Regions from separate parts of the Mus musculus genome. Here region 2 is linked to region 1. The links are chromatin loops, found by intact Hi-C in ENCODE. Cell type or tissue: heart. All regions are shown on one strand. Links, peaks and the distances in the headings refer to the core of each region. The heading gives the core; the rest is flanking DNA.

Region 1 (8,312 bases), core at 1-8,000:
AGGACAGCCAGGGCTACACAGAGAAACCCTATCTCAAAAAACCAAAAACATAAAAATAAATAAATAAAAATAAGATTTATATTGAAGCCGGGTATGGTGGCGCATGCCTTTAATCCCAGCACTCGGGAGGCAGAGGCAGGCGGATTTCTGAGTTCGAGGCCAGCCTGGTCTACAGAGTGAGTTCCAGGACAGCCAGGGCTACACAGAGAAACGCTGTCTCGAAAAACCAAAAAAAAAAAAAAAAAAAAAAAAGATTTATATTGAGAAAAACGTTATGTATTTTCAATATTGCTGCAAACATCTACATAAGGCTGTTCAATTGGCTGCTGTTTTATATCAAACAACTTTTATAATACTTATTTTTAGTGTTATAATATTTCATAAATTTTAAAGAATATGATAAAAAATGAAAGGTATTGCAGATTTTGAATGGGGGGCTCTCCAGGAGGATTTGGGGTACAAAAGGGAAAGAAGAATGTGATGTAAGTCTATTTACTCAAACTATGTTTTTAAATGTTAACAAATTCAGATAAATTGAAATTATGTATCTTTTCTTATCATAATCCAATAAAACTTAAATCAAAGGAAAAAAAAAACCCAGATATACAGAATCTAATAGAAGAGAAAGTGGGAACGAACCTCAAACATATCAGCACAGGGGGAAAGTTTCTGAACAGAACACCAATGGCTTATGCTCTAAGATCAAGAATCAACAAATGGGACCTCATAAAACTGAAAAGCTTTTGTAAGGCAAAGGACACTATCAATAGAATAAAATGGCAACCAACCGATTGGAAAAAGATCTTTACCAATCCTACATCCAGTCAAGGGCTAATATCCAATATATGCAAAGAAATCAAGAAATTAAGACTCCAGAGAACCAAATAACACTATAAAAAATGGGGTACAGAGCTAAACAAGGAATTCTCAACTTAAGAATCTCGAATGGCTGAGACACACCTAAAGAAATGTTCAACATCCTTAGTCATCAGGGAAATGCAAATCAAAATGACCCTGAGATGCCACCTCACACCAAGCAGAATGGCTAAGGACTCAGCTAGAGCTGCCGCCCTCAGGGGCCTAGACTTGTCTCATCCTCCCCAGGACACTCTTACACTACAACCTACATCTCCACCTTCACCCCCTGACACCCGCCAAACTCTGTCCTATCTTCACCAGCTCTTTCATCCTAACAGCCAAGCACTGTCCTCTTCTAAGACCCACCTACAGCCTACTCCTGAGGACTTACACTTCTTAAAATCTATCACTGCTTCTTGCAAAATCTGTCAGGCGTCTGACTCCAACTGAACGTATCGTAGCACCCCTTTTCCTATCCATCAAGCTAGAGGTTCACTTCCTGGAACTGCCTGGCAACTTGACTTTACCCACATGCCCACTGTCAGACATGCTAAGTACCTCCTGGTCTTAGTAGACACCTTCTCACCTTCTCGGGGTGGGTAGAGGCATTTCCCACAACTAACAAAAGGGCTCAGATAGTCTTTGATCTCCTCCTAGAGATCATCCCCTCCATTTGGTGTCCCAGCCTCTCTTCAATCAGACAATGGTCCCGAACTTACTTCCCAAGTTTCTCAAATACTATCTAAGGCCCTAGACATCCCCTGGCATTTTCATATTCCCTACACCCTCAATCTTCATGTAAAGTAGAAAGAACTAGCCGCTCTTTAAAAACCAGTCTTGTTAAGCTGTCACAAGAACTTCACCTTGATTGGGTAAAACTCCTACTTCTGGCTCTTTGCAGGCTATGAGCTCTCCCCAAGTGACCTCTCCTCATCTTGCCCTTTGAACTCATGTATGGACATCCAGTCCTAACTCCTGGTCTTTCACACAAATGCTCTCCCCTCTCAGACCATCTACTCACCCCATTAATTTGCCACCTCCATTCTCTCCTATGGAACTTTGCTGACCACCATCTACCTTGGCCACACACTGTGTTCTGTCCACTGCCTGTCAGCATTAGAGACCAAGTCCTTCTATCCCCTCCAGATCACTGACCCTCACCCCTCTCCCCCAAATGCCCTTTTAAGGTAATCCTCACGACACCTACAGCTGCTAAACTCCATGGACTCTCTCATTGGGTCCATCTGTCTCATCTCAAACCTTACATTCCTCCACCTAAAAATGACTCTTCTTCATACACATCGACCCTAACAGGACCATGCTCTGTTAAGTTCTGGAGGACGTGAAGACCACCTATTTTGCCCCCAATCCCAGAAAAATGAGACTCCACTCCAGCAGCCAAGCTTGACCTCACTGGATTAGACATGGGTCTCTTGTCCTCCCCCCTGCTGTTCATTTCCATCCAGGGCAGCCCTTACATCTGGCGATTCTAGGTGCAAGGAACCCCCCGCCCCATAACAGTCTTTCCAAATAGGGTCAGGAAACTCCTCCGTAGCCGGATGCTAGGAACCTATCCAAATTGCTGTCATCTGTTATCCCATCTAAATATAATGATTTCTATACTTGCTTTCTCTTTTACCACATAAAAGATTATTGTAGAAAATGGCCAGACAATATGGGGGCTGCCCATATTGGTTTTGTCAAATACATATGCTAGGATCACAGACCAATCATTTCTTCTATCAACACAAGACACTCTTTTTCTGCATACAAGACCCATGGGATTCCAGGTGGGAGACAGGAGTTGTTGGTCGATTCTTTGGCAGCTGGGGTGCTTCAGAACTGATGGGGGCTAGATGTCCTGACAGCTAAATAAGGTGGTCTTTGCCTGTTCCTTCAAGAAAAATGCTGTTTCTACATCAACCAATCCAGGACAGTGAGAAATAAAACCCAGGAGCTACAGTCAGACATAGAGAACTTCAGGGACCGTGAGGCCTCCAGTTCTGGGATTTTTGAAAATCCTATATGGAAGTGGATGCTCCCTTTCATTTTTTGTTTTTGTCTTTTGTTGTTGTTTTGGGTTTTTTGTTTTTATTTTTTGAGACAGGGTTTCTCTGTGTAGCCCTGGCTGTCCTGGAACTCACTTTGTAGACCAGGCTGGCCTTGAACTCAGAAATCCGCCTGCCTCTGCCTCCCGAGTGCTGGGATAAGCACCTTTCCTAGTCATCTTCCTGGTGTTATTTGCTCCCTGCCTCATTAATCTTGTTTCTACATTCCTTCAATGAGAAATACAAAAAATTCCTAACCAAATATTAATCAGCTCCTGTTACAGTATTGCCAGCTGCTGCCCACAGAAGAGCTGCTGTCCACAGAGGAACCTGATGTGAACGTTTACCAAGTCGATCCCGATGGTGAAAACCAGCTACCCCCCAAAATTGACACCCTAGACAACAGGAAGCAGCTTAAGAGACACAACACCCTTGCTCCCTTTTCACCATGGCTTTCCCCTCCCTTTTTCTTTCCTTCTCTTTATTATAACAAGGGAGGTATGTTGGCATCAGGACCTCCCAAACCTATGACATCACATAGGCGACAGCAAGGCCAGCAGACCTGTTGCCAAGACATCAGGCACCATATTCCCAGAATATCCACTTGGCTCACCTCCCACCTTTACCTGTGTTGTCATTTTCCATATAAATAAAGGGAATGTCCCTCCCTCTCTCACTCTCTCTCTCTCTGCGCCTTCTCTTTCTGCCACCCCCTCCAAACCTCTTACACGTGGAACTGTTTTTGGCCCAGTGTGCTGTGTTCAGATTCGAGCCTCTATTTTAACACATCAATTACTAAATGGTTAAAAAGAGCAAGGCACGTGTGGTACCTCACATCTATAACCCCAGTATTTGAAGGCTTGTTCTACATACATAGTAAATTCCAGACTATCTTGGGCTATAGCCCAAGATAGGAAATACCTAACCTAAAAAATAAAAATGTCTACAGAATTGCATGACTTTCATTAATTTTTGCAATTATTCTGAAAACATGGTGCAACGAAAAAAGGATTTTTGTCAAGGTCCTATTGAGTTCAAGCGAGTTTATTCTGGAAGAAAATACTTCCATCTTGCACTCTCATCCAACTTTGGATAAAAATGACTACCAAACTTGGTGGTCATTTTCCAACACCTGTTTTAAAGCATCTTCCTCAGATACTAGGAAGAGAGCAGTATACACATCTACCAATTCCATAAACTTTACGGGACGTTGACTACACGCACCACGGAGAGAAACGCTGAGCCCTGCGTCTAGGGACCTTACCCACCCTGCACTGCAGAGCTAGTGCTCAGCACGCACTCCTGCCCCAGACTACGAATCAGCTGGTAACTGGCCCCGGCAGCACTGCAGCGGTCTGCTGCGGACAGGAACTCCTGCAGCTGCAGTAGCCAACACCGTACGCCGGTTCCCTCCTCCGCCATCACGCCGGCACCGCTTCGCGCATGCGCGTCTCAGCACTCTAGCCAGCTCTTCCCTGAAGGCCCAGCCGGAACTGCTCCCTTATACTCTCGCGGGGGTGGGGGGGTGAAGACGCGCACCGGCCTGCAGATCTGTAGCGTTTAACATGTACACATCGGAATGCAAAGGGACAGAACCAGTCTAACCATGCGGAGATATCACAGATTGGTGTTTGCACTCGGGACAACGCAAATGTAAACACACAAGGGAGTTGTGCCGGCCCCGGGTTTCCCGCCAAAACGCAATCCCGCTGCAGGCTGGCCCATCCAAGGCGAGGGGCGTGCAAGTGAATCTAGGCTGTAATTCCTAGGTAGCGGTCGAGAACTCCCCCTCCGGCTTGCAGTGGCGCCTTCCGGAGGCGGAGCTACACGCCTTTGCCGCTGTGATTGGCCGGAAACCTTTTCTCAGAGTTCACTTACGGCGCTTTCCGGAGGCGGAGCTACGCGCGCTTGCCTCTTTGATTGGCCAGGCGTCTTCGGTCGCTGTGACGACAGAGCGGCTGGCGGGAATCGCTTCACCCTGCGGGCCCAGGAACGTTCTCCTGGGTGGCGCAGAACCCTGACTCGCCGTTTTGTGCGCGTTTGCAACTAACCCGGATCCGAGGTACGAGAGGTCCCGGAGCGGGACAACTGAGAGCCAGATTTCTTTTGTCGCGCAGCAACCACAGCACCATGTCGTCCCCGGCATCCACCCCGAGCCGCCGCAGCAGCCGACGCGGACGAGTCACCCCAACCCAGTCCCGTGAGTTCCCTCCTTCATCTGCCCCCTTTCCGCCTCGTGTCTCTTCCCGCAGCACTGTGGAAAGTCCTGAGTCCTTCGAGCCTGGTGTGTGGTTGACAGGCCTTGAGCATATAGTAGCCTCTGTCACCCACATACTGGGCTCTCGTCTCCAGGCAGTCTGGCGTGGTCAGTTCAGTTGACCCACCTTTTCCTACACCTTGTCCCTCTGTTCCAGTTTGAGGGTTTTGGGGGGGGGGTGTTCTTGTTTAAGTAATATGACTACCCTAAGGCACTTCCTGGAAGACTAAGCTTGAGCGTTGATCGTCTTTTTTGTTTTGTATGACGGAAGTTCGAAGTGAGGAAAGCAGGTCGTCACCCAATCGGAGACGTAGAGGCGAAGATTCTTCCACCGGAGAGCTACTGCCAATGCCCACCTCACCAGGAGCCGACCTGCAGAGCCCACCTGCACAGAATGCCTTGTTTTCCAGCCCTCCTCAGATGCATTCTTTAGGTGGGTCAGCCGTCGGTTTTGCTGGTTTACCAGTTGCTATTATTCTGTGTGTACTGATAGATTCTTCACTGAAACACCTGAGGAGAGAAGCAGAGTTGGTACATTTTAGGACCTAGTGAGCAAAGAAAGCATACTTTATAGTAGAACTACAATTGGGGTATGAAAGATTGCAGTAAAGTATTCTGTTTAAATTGTCAAACAGCATTCCGGAATTGGGATTTGATGTGCTTATGGGGATTTCATGGTAAAGCTAAATATCTTGTCTTTATAGCTATTCCTTTGGACTTTGATGTTAGTTCACCATTGACATATGGCACTCCCAGCTCGCGAGTGGAAGGAACCCCAAGAAGTGGGGTGAGAGGCACACCTGTAAGGCAGAGGCCAGATCTGGGCTCAGCACGAAAGGGTTTGCAGGTGGATCTGCAGTCTGATGGCGTGAGTACAAAGCAGATCTCTGATGGTGTTACCTTGAGAGCATAAAGTAGGTCATCCCATTAACATGTTTCTATCCTCGCTTTCTCAATAGGCAGCAGCAGAAGACATCGTACCAAGTGAACAGTCTCTAGGCCAAAAGCTTGTGATTTGGGGAACAGATGTGAATGTGGCAACATGTAAAGAGAATTTTCAGGTAAGCTTATGTACACTAAAACTCAGTCTGAGACTTCGGGTGAAAGTATAACCTATGTGTGAATAGCCATGGTGCATAATAGCAGGTTGTTAGTGGTCTAGATTTTATTCCAGAAAAGGGATATGCCATGCGGAAAATGGTGATATACTTTTTTTTTCCTTAGTTCTTGGTATTTCAAGATGGTTTTTCTATGTTCCCCTGGCTATCCTGGAGCTGGATCTGTTAACCAGTCTTTCCTGGAGCTCACACACGCATATGCCTTCTGAGTGTGATTAAAAGTGCATGCCACCACGAGCAGCTAGGTAGTAAATGCTTACAGCAAGTCCAAGGCCAGCCTGTGCTTCTTAATGGGATCCCTGTCTCAAACCCAAAACAGAGAAATTATTTTTGTGTACAGATAGCTATATACTCATAAAAAATTTGTCACATATTTATTGCTGGGGGCAGGGGTACCTGCCCTTCACAGCTTTTATTTGGAGGTTTCAGGCCAGTTTGTAGGGGCTGGTTCTTCCCGCTGTGAGGGTTATGGAAATCAACTCAGGTTGTCAGGCTTCCAGCCAAGCATCCTTAGTTACTGACCATCTTGCTGGTCTCATTGTTTTGCATTTTAATAATAGTTACATATTCCTAAGTTCATTAATGCTTAGTATTGTTTCTCTACATCTAGAGATTCCTTCAGTGTTTTACTGATCCTCTGGCCAAAGAAGAAGAAAATGTTGGCATAGATATTACTCAACCTTTGTACATGCAACAACTTGGAGAGGTAATCAAATATGATTTACAAGTGAAAGTTTTGGTTTTTGAGATAATATAATTAGTAAAATACGACTTGTCCATATGTCTTACAGATTAATATTACAGGAGAGCCATTTTTAAATGTGAACTGCGAACACATAAAATCATTTAGCAAAAATCTGTATAGACAGCTCATCTCCTACCCACAGGTGAGAAGTTGACTTTGAGCTTCCAGATCATAGTAAAGGTTCCTGGAAAGGAGAATTTTACATTTGGGTAAAAGGCTGCTTGCTAAGGTTGACTATTTTCTAAAACTGTCAACTGCAGTTAAAATGAATATGTTTTATATTTGCTAACGAGTAGTATTTCTTAAAAATAATGAGTTTTATTAGTGGTTTCTTGGGTATCATGAAGTAAATTATCTTTTTTGGGTTGGGGATGGGGTGTTAATTGGGAGCTGGTGAGGCAGGGTAGTGTTCAGGAGCAGTTTTGTAGTTGAAGAGAACCTTGAACTCCTGATTCTGTGGAGCCCAGAAGAGGGTTTCTGACCCCTGGAGCTAGAGTTAAGGGGTTTACGAGCCACCTGATAAAAGCGCTGAGACCTGAGTCCTATCGTCAGAGCAACAAGTGCTCTCAACTCCTGAGTCACCTCTTCATCTCCTACATCTTTGTTTTTACAGGAGGTTATACCAACCTTTGACATGGCTGTCAATGAGATCTTCTTTGACCGTTATCCTGACTCCATCTTAGAACATCAGATTCAAGTCAGACCTTTTAATGCGTTGAAGACAAAGAGTATGAGAAACTTGAATCCAGAAGGTAATATATTTAGTAGTGTAAAATGCCTTATGTAGAAAGAGATCTCAAGGATTGTGTAGCATTAAATTATAAGTTGAAAAGATTTATTCTGTATACTTTCATGAACTTGGTATGCAGTTTTTTAACTTAACTGGAATACCTGATAGAAATGACTTAACAATTTGTTACTCTGTAATTAATTTATTCAAATATAATAAATTGCTAGTTAGTAGGTATGCACTTTTTTCATCACTGATGAAAAATTCTGAAGACCCGAAAAGTGGCTCAAATATAAAAGCAGTTGCTGAGCAAACCTAGTGTCTGAGCTCTCCTTTAAACCTAAGAAAGAATTCTAGCTTGGGGATAAATCATACATGGGCAGAAGGTAAGCGTCTGTGCCTAAGGGGATAGGCAAAGTCCTGGACCGTTTGAAAAGTGAATGTGGTAGAATTTCTTTTAGATAACAGAAATCAGTGATGAAAGTAGAAAATGCTGTTTGCATCTGTGACTGGCTGAAGCAGGGATTTCTGAGCCAGTGTTTAGGACAAAAAAGCC
Region 2 (8,340 bases), core at 172-8,171, 510 kb before region 1:
TTTATAATAGCCAGAAGCTGGAAAGAACCCAGATGCCCCTCAACAGAGGAATGGATACAGAAAATATGGTACATTTACACAATGGAGTACTACTCAGCTGTTAAAATGAATTTGTATTATACATTGGCAAACTGAGAATTAACATGTAATATAGTTAGTAAATATAACAGCATCATTTTGGGGTCAGTAGAATTAAGTCCCTGTTGTCTCCCCAAGGTTCCTTGATGTCTGCTTCCTCTTCCTCTTGGAACATCTCCTCTTGATGGGTTTGTTGTCTCCATTCAGACACTTTATTTGTGTGGGGGTGTGTGTGTCTCTGGAATGCTGTCCTAGTCAGATGCGTCAGAGTAGGAGCCATCTGGGACTTCATTCATTTTCTGGGAAGACACAAGCATAACTTCTCCTAATGTTAGAATACTGGACCATTTCCATGGATTAGTTTCTAGATCTTTCCTCTTAAAATATATTTTAGGCTGTGTCTCCTTTAGGGTAAAATGCTGTTGGGCAACCAAAAAATTTATCTTTTAAAGTGGAAAAAATAAAGTTAGAATTGCTAAATGTAACATAGTATGTGGGGATTTAAGTGGGGGTATATAACCACCTCCCTTTTAAAATTGGCCACTTAAGGATTTCATGGAGTTGTTCCACAATAGCTTGACCCTGTGGATTCTAAAGGATTCCAGTAACATGATTAATTTCTATAAATTGCAAAATTCTGTAAAGGAATTATGAAAGGAAAAGATGCCAGTGAATTATTAATGGCATCTGATCTTGTTCCACCCCTGTGAGCAGAAGAAATAATCATATTAGAAATTGTTACATGAACATATCTCAAATATTCAAATTCTGAGATATGAGTAATATCTGTTGAATGGCATTATCATTTAAAACCTGAGCATTAATTCTGTAAGTAGATGGTAGTGGTGTGAGAGAATAATAAGAAAGTGAAGAAGGTCATGAGACTTTTGATAGGCCCACAAAGAAAGCATTAGTAAATGTTAATGATCCTGGGAAATAAGAATAAACATGAAAATGAGTTATGAAAAAATATTGAACTCCTGGTTATATAAACAGCTGAAGGGAGAGAAATGACTGTGAGATAATGTGAACAGGGAGTTGGGTTAGGTCTCGAAGTTTCTAAAAGTGAAACAGTTTGAGCACAGTATACAGATTCAGTTAAAATATTCAAAGAACGAGAAACATCTAACAAAAGCTGAGTGATTACAGTGAGGTCAGTATTGAGCTGTATAACAAGGAGTGGGTACAAATTTCTGTCTGTCTGTCTGTCTGCCAGCCTGCCTGCCTGTATCTCATGGGGAGAACATAGAATTTGTATACAAAGTATAAGCTCCTTGTCCTTTTGAAGAGCCATCTATAAAAGCATTAAGAACAATATCTATAGAATTTTTAGATGTAGTTTTAGGTAATATATGTGGGGTATTGTCAAAAAGTATTAAAAGGAGATCTTTAGGATAATTTATACATCTTGAGTACTATGTTAATGCTACCTACCAATTATTACTGGTGTAGAAAAATAATAAGTCTGCAATTATTTAACATTAATAGCACAATGATTTCTGCAGCTCTTTAGCAGTAAGCTAAGACATTATTATATTATAAATCTATAATATTATAAATCTATAATTTCTTATAAATAGTTACATATTGTAAAGAATTATGACATGCATACATGTTTATAATATCATCACCTTGTTGGTATATAATTTCAGTAGGTGATGAGGAGGAAGAAAGGATAAGTAATTAATAATAAAATAAGGTATTAATTTTATGAGCTACCACTTCAGCAGCAGAATTATTTAATAAACTAAAACTCTATGCTTTGAGTGTTATGTTTCTTATGGTATTTAATCAAGAGTCTCCAGAAAGAAATGAAAGATCAGAGTTAAATCTTTAGTAGTAATAGGCAGATAAAGATGTACATAATTGACATAGTTCAAATATTTTTGGTAAATAATTGAAGGTTCATTGTTTGGGAAATTCTAAGTGGAGATGATGATGGCATATTTGTTGTTTAGTAATAGTGTATCCTGAATAGTGTAACTTATAATTATAAGTTAAATGCTTTGTACTTTATCCAGAGCTATGTTCAAATTTTCCTTTTTCTGTTTGTTTACTATAAAAATTAAACAGTCATTTAAGTCATCATTAAGATTAGATGAGCTGGAGAGTATAATGCCATCCACATAATGAATAATGAGTACTTTCAGAAATTTATTCAGTACTGGCTAAAATGCTTTATGTACATTATATTGGCATAGATAGAAGCTATTTTTCATCTTTTGTGGGAAAACCTTCCATTGATATCAAGTCATTGGGTGTTGATTGTTTAAAGTAGAAACATAAAATGAAAATTGTTTCTTACCATTAGGATGTAAGGGAATAGAGAAAAGGCAGTCTTTTTTTTTTTTTTTTTTCGAGACAGGGTTTCTCTGTGTAGCCCTGGCTGTCCTGGAACTCACTTTGTAGACCAGGCTGGCCTCGAACTCAGAAATCCACCTGCCTCTGCCTCCCCAAGTGCTGGGATTAAAGGCGTGCGCCACCACCGCCCGGCTAAAAGGCAGTCTTTTAAGTCAAATATAATAGTGCATTGTCCTTTAGGAATCAGTAGGAACAGGAAGCTCTCCTAGGTCACCTTTTCTTTTCCCTTTCTTAACCAAATATTTAGTATGTGCATGTGTGTAATGTATGTACATGCATATATGGTTAAATGTATTTAGGTACACTTTCCGTGTGTGTCTCTATGTGTGCACATATGCATATGAATGGAGGGCCAAAGCTGACTTCCGAAGTCATTATTATTCACTCTCCAACTTTTTCATTAAGGCAGGGTCTCTCATTTGTAGCCAGACCTTGTGAAAATGGCTAATTTAGCTAGCTGCCCTATGTCAGCTTCCTCTATATCTATGTTCTGAGTGATGAAATTACAGATGGCCACAAAGCCCACCTGGAATCCACAGGAGTTCCAGGGATCCAACATCTTTACCCTCATGCTTGTGCAGCAAGCATTTTTTTACCCACAGAATGCTATATTCAAGCGTGAAAATATTTTTGAGATAAATAAAGCCCATTGTTATTTTGAAGAGGTTTTGGGAATCCAACATGAGGACTGACTCTTTTTGATGAGGACTCAACCACTTCTTTTGCTTTTTCTGTCCAAATGTATTGTTTCTACCTCAGAAAGGCATCTGAATAAAATCTATTTGTCAATATTTCCCCAGGGAATGTGCATCTCCTTTGCATGAATTTTAGTAAGGGTAGTTCTTTGACACTATCTCTGGGTCACAACAAAGGCAAAGATAACAGGTCCTGGTTACTTGCTTGAGGATTTTAGTCCTTTCCTACCAAAGGTTTGAGTGACTAGAGCAGTTACTGCCTTTTTTCTTGAGAGGCATTCCTTAATAGTTTCTCATTGGTCTGTTTGGGGGAACCAAATTTTATGTTCCCCTGGTGTGTATCAGCCATTTTCAAATCCTTTATCTCTTCACTGGGTTGTGTTTCCTTTTTGTTTCAGTATAAGTTGGGATTATGTTTAGCTGTAGGACAAGTGGTGTTATAGAAATCTGCTAACTTTTGGAGTTGCACAAGTATAATTATAAAGTTATCTCCCTGGTGTTCCCTGGGGTGCATCACTAACATTCTCTGCCGTCCCCCATGGTGTTGTGTATTACCACCACTCTGGTGCCCACTGTGGTGGTTTTTGGCCATTTTCTGGTATTCCCCTATTACCACCACTTTATGGCATCCATCTATAGTATATTGCTACCACTCTCTAGCCCCCCCCCCATAATATATTACCACTAATTTCTGGAATTCCTCTATAGCATACTACCCTCATTCTCTGATGTCTCTCTCTAGTGTATTATCACCATTCTCTGGTGTCCCCACCATATAGTATATTCCCACCAATCTCTGGTATTCCCTATAGTATGTTACCACTGCTCTCTGGTGTTTCCTTATATGCACTCTCTGGTGTCCCCCTGTAGTACATTACTACCATTCTCTGCTGGGATTCTGTCTGGCTTTTACTTGTGCAGTGTGATATTACTAACATTCTCTGTATTCATATGTGCATCAGTCCTGTTTCTTTGGAGTCATCTTCTACCTTTTGCTTTTAAAGTCTTTCTGTCTCTTTTACCTATGTCCAGGAGCCTTGAGGGGATGAGTTTGATAAAAGCATTCTATATAGGGTTGAGTGCTCCAAAGTCTCTCACTCTCTGGACATTATCCATTCTCTGTGTTAATTAACATATATGAAGTCAAACTTCTTTGATGAGAGTTCAAGAACTCACATTTTAAATCCTAAGCAGAAAGTAGAAAGAGTGGCTCAAAATGGCATGGGTCTTTAAAGTTTTAAAGTCTGCCCCCAGGGGGCATACCTCTACTAACAAAGCAACATCTCTTAAAACTCCCCAACAGAATGTACCACCAACCAGAGGCCAAGTATTCAAATGCCTTAGACTGTGGTGAATATCTCATTCAGGCCACCACAATGTGCTGTTAAAAATAAAGATTTTTTTTTTGTGTGTGTTTTATTATGACAGTTGTTTATTGTTTTTCTCTGTGTCTGGTTTCTAATTAGAAAAAATAGTCTTAAAAGACATTAAAAGTTTATTTAAAAATTATCTATGTCAATGTGTCTAAGTTTTGTATAACATCTAGATCTTTTTTTTTTTTTTTTTTTTCAAGACAGGTTTTCTCTGTATAGCCCTGGCTGTCCTGGAACTCACTCTGTAGACCAGGCTCGCCATGAATTCAGAAATCCACCTGCCTCTGCCTCTCAAGTGCTGGGATTAAAGGCATGCGCCACCACTGCCCGGCAACATCTAGATTTTAAAGCACAATTTATGCTTCAATACTTTTTAAACTGACATTCAACAACCATAATTAGAGACTAAAGCCAGTGAGGGTACAATCACTCAAAGGACAGCCAATATTTTCACCCTTGTTTTTAGGCTTAGTTCTAGGGAATGATGGAACAGCTCTCAAAGCATTCTACAGCTTAGATGAGATACTTATCTTCTTGACCATATAGACCATGGATACCTCCGAGGCTAAATGTTAGCCAGCATATATTGTGCAAATAGGAAGTGCTGATTCTAGAGTCAGCAGAACCAGGCACTCCAGGTGAGGGGTGTTGCTCCCTTTACTGGTTTTCTATTCCAAATAGCTTATGCAGGGACAAAGCAGCAATGATAAACATACACTTTCTCCAGATGTGCTCACAAGTCTCATGGCCAAATGGAAACTGTATGCATAATGTCCTTAAATGTGATAAGCTAGGGGGAAAACCTCATCTTGCCATGGCATTACTTGGGCAAGTGGAGGGAGGCATTGCTCCCTGAAGAGTATACAAAAATCTAAAGGAGAAGAATTCATAAGGAGGATAATGTAGGAAAGTCTATGTCATATTCAGGCTCCAAGTTCTATGTATGTAAATGCATTCAGATAGATTCATCTAAACTCATCAGTATTGATAACCTTCAATCATGCTTTGGTTTGTTGCATTATTTTTCATCTGATACTGTTGGCACTCAAACGACTAAGCTTTACACTCTCTTCCTTTTAATGCATTTCACCATCATCATTTTTCTTGAAGTTGTTCTTTTCTATCTCACTAAATTGTGTTGAAAAAAGATTTAATTTATTTTTATTTTATATTTATGGTTGTTTTTCCTGCTTCTATGTCTGTGTACCAACCATATGCATTCATTGTTCACAGAGTCCAGAAGAGGGCAGTGGATCACATGGAACTGAAATTGAAGTTATTGGCAACCAAACCTGGGTCTTCTGCAAGAGCAACAATTGCTCTTAACCTCTAAGTCATCTCTCTAGCCCCATTTGCCATATTCTTAATATATAGCTATCAGCATTAAAAAAAAAAACACACACACACACACACACAACCATAGCCCTGAGAACAAACTATAAAGAATGACTATCCTGAAATGCACACAGCCATGGCTTTCATGGATCTCTCCTTGATTGGATTATCAATTTACATAATCATCTTATTCTTGCTTAAGCCTAGCATTTCAATCTTGTAAAATTTGTGTCACCTAGGACATGCAACCATTTCAAACTAAACTCTCTGTGGTGCAGGATTCCAACTATTTCCTTCTATAGAAAATACATAGTCTCTTTCCCAATCAACAGATAAGGTTGGGAGTTTTGTGGTCCTTTTTAGGTAGGTCTGCGCCTCTCAGCCTGGAATTGGCTGTAGAGGATTCATTGATCATAATTGTGCTTGCCAAAAAGACATTTGGGATCCCAGCTCTCAGGAAGGAATTATGGCAGGAGAGAACAGACTAGAGAAAATTATATCAATATTAATATATAAAAGAAATCAATAAGCAGAGAATGGCAAGAAGCCACCCCCAACCTGGTATTCATTCAACAAATGGAATATATTCATTGAAAGCCCAAACTTGTATGAATATTGTACATAACCCATAAAAAGTGATAGGCCTCTGACCCAGTGTATCTGGAACACACTTGTTTGTTTGTTTGTTTGTAGCTCACTCTCATTCTTGGGAGTGTTTCAAATTTTTACATAGACTATATCTGTATTTCTAATCACAGAGCCATGGTCCAATTCATTGCAGTAGGACACAAGAACCTATATACTTCAGCAGGCATTCCTGGAACACTCCAGTAGACCTCACATCTATATCTATAAAAGTTTGGATAGAAATATTCAGGGAAGGTGAGAGTTATAAGAGGAAGTGACAAGCTAGCATTGTATTAGTGCTGCAGAAGGACTACAAACCAATAGCAAAACCACATATTCTAGAAAGACTAAGAAAACTATTCCAAGAGAAAACTAAACTTGGTGTTTCCTTTCACGTAGCCTAAGACAGCCTTGAATTCACTACTTTTGGGAATTTGGGAAAATTGTAATTCTCTAAAATATCAGCCCATGGGAAAAGAAGGGCAGGATTTTTTTTTTTTTTTGCAACTCGGACTTTAAAAACAAACAAACAACAACAAAACAAATATTATTTTGCCATGTGCGGTAGTGCACAGCAGTAATCTCAGCACTCAGGAGGCAGAGACAGGAAAATCTCTGAGTTGAGGCTAGCCTGGTCTACACTGTAAGTTCTAGGATAGTCAGGGCTAAGTAGTGAGAGACCCTGTCTCAACAAACACAAACAAACAAGCTAACCAGTGGAAGAAACAAACAGAAACCCAAAGCAGACAGAAAACCCCACTGTCTTGTGTTACGTCAGTAAGCCAGTCATTTTGTCCTTTTTTCTCCTATGCTGTAGTCCCCCTTTGCAGAATGGCATATCAAAAACTGCTCCACTTGCAGTAGTATTTTTAATTCATTAAGGGCCTTGTTTCCCACTCTGCCTATCTTTCAGTTAGAGAATAAAGTCACCACCCAGGCTCTAAGCTCCTCTTCTGTACACATCTGTAAATACAACTTTCTGAGAATCCTTTCCATTGTCCACTCCAAGTTTTCAACAATATAGTTTATTTAATATTTTCTTCAATATATATCTTTATAGAATATGCCTCCGCTAATCTAGTTTCTACTTAAGTCCCATGCAAACACATTCTTGACAAGGACTTATTTAGTGTTTTTTTCGACACTAGAAACCCTGTTAATCCAGTTTCCACTCAAGTAGCAGCTCTCTGTCCTGCTGGTTTGAACATACATAGACAACTATGTCCTAGCGCTTTAAAACATCCAAGGAACGGCTTCATCTTCCACATTAAAATGTTCCCTGAACCAGCATCTAGAAATTTAAGAATGTAAGCTCTCTGGCTTTTCCCAGATCTATAGTATGTGAAACCTACTTTATAACAAATCCAACTAGTGTTCCTATAGTTTTTTTTTTTAAATAGGAAATCTTTGCTCTTGATATTTATGAATTTTATATTTAAGAATTCCTCATTAGTTAGAGAAGTACTATTCCTTTTCCTGGCTTACTTATGTTTTATTACTAATTAACAATAATTATTGAATTCTAGTTTACGGCTGCCAAGCCAACGACCACCATATCCCAGAACTCACTTGGCTCACCTCCCACCCTTACTTGTGTTACATCATTTTCCATATAAATAAGGAGAACACCCCCTCCTCGCTCTCTTCTCTTCTCTCTCTGCCACTCCCTTATCTCTCCCTCTCAATAAAACCTCTTCACGTTGAACTGCCTGGGCCTAGTGTGCTTCTTGGTGACCCGCTATTCTAACACATCACTGGTTACTGCTCTAAGGCTTTGCTTAGCTAGGAGAGAGGATGACCTGTAGATCAGCTCTCAGGCTCCCTAAAGAGCGAGAGGAAGAGCCTAGACAGCAGCTCCCTCAGTTTGAGCC

Evidence for each region. Peaks named below come from ENCODE experiments on the same cell type or tissue, not always from the same donor. Only the 100,000 strongest peaks of a DNase experiment are listed, where the experiment ranks them.
Region 2: a loop joins it to region 1, with 6 times the contacts of the local background. A loop is called at or near these places in 3 of 42 quality-filtered maps.

What each region holds. Positions count from the first base shown.
Region 1 is chr16:15,633,905-15,642,216 of GRCm38, reverse strand. It overlaps Mcm4 (minichromosome maintenance complex component 4), which reads left to right and starts at 4,817. Exons shown (of 16, transcript NM_008565.3): 1 at 4,817-5,106; 2 at 5,435-5,596; 3 at 5,868-6,031; 4 at 6,123-6,224; 5 at 6,892-6,987; 6 at 7,073-7,168; 7 at 7,640-7,778. The coding sequence starts at 5,037. It overlaps Prkdc (protein kinase, DNA activated, catalytic polypeptide), which reads right to left and starts at 4,351. Exons shown (of 86, transcript NM_011159.2): 1 at 4,175-4,351. The coding sequence starts at 4,328. In heart, for the core only: no CTCF peak of the experiment used is centred there; DNase peaks (open chromatin) are centred at 4,416 and 4,726; H3K4me3 peaks cover 2,906 bases; H3K27ac peaks cover 1,881 bases.
Region 2 is chr16:16,146,947-16,155,286 of GRCm38, reverse strand. No RefSeq gene overlaps it. Among named protein-coding and RNA genes, the nearest start is that of Spidr, 4.3 kb to the right of the region's middle. In heart, for the core only: CTCF peaks have their summits at 4,390 (motif pointing right) and 5,745 (motif pointing right); no DNase peak of the experiment used is centred there; H3K4me3 peaks cover 227 bases; H3K27ac peaks cover 180 bases.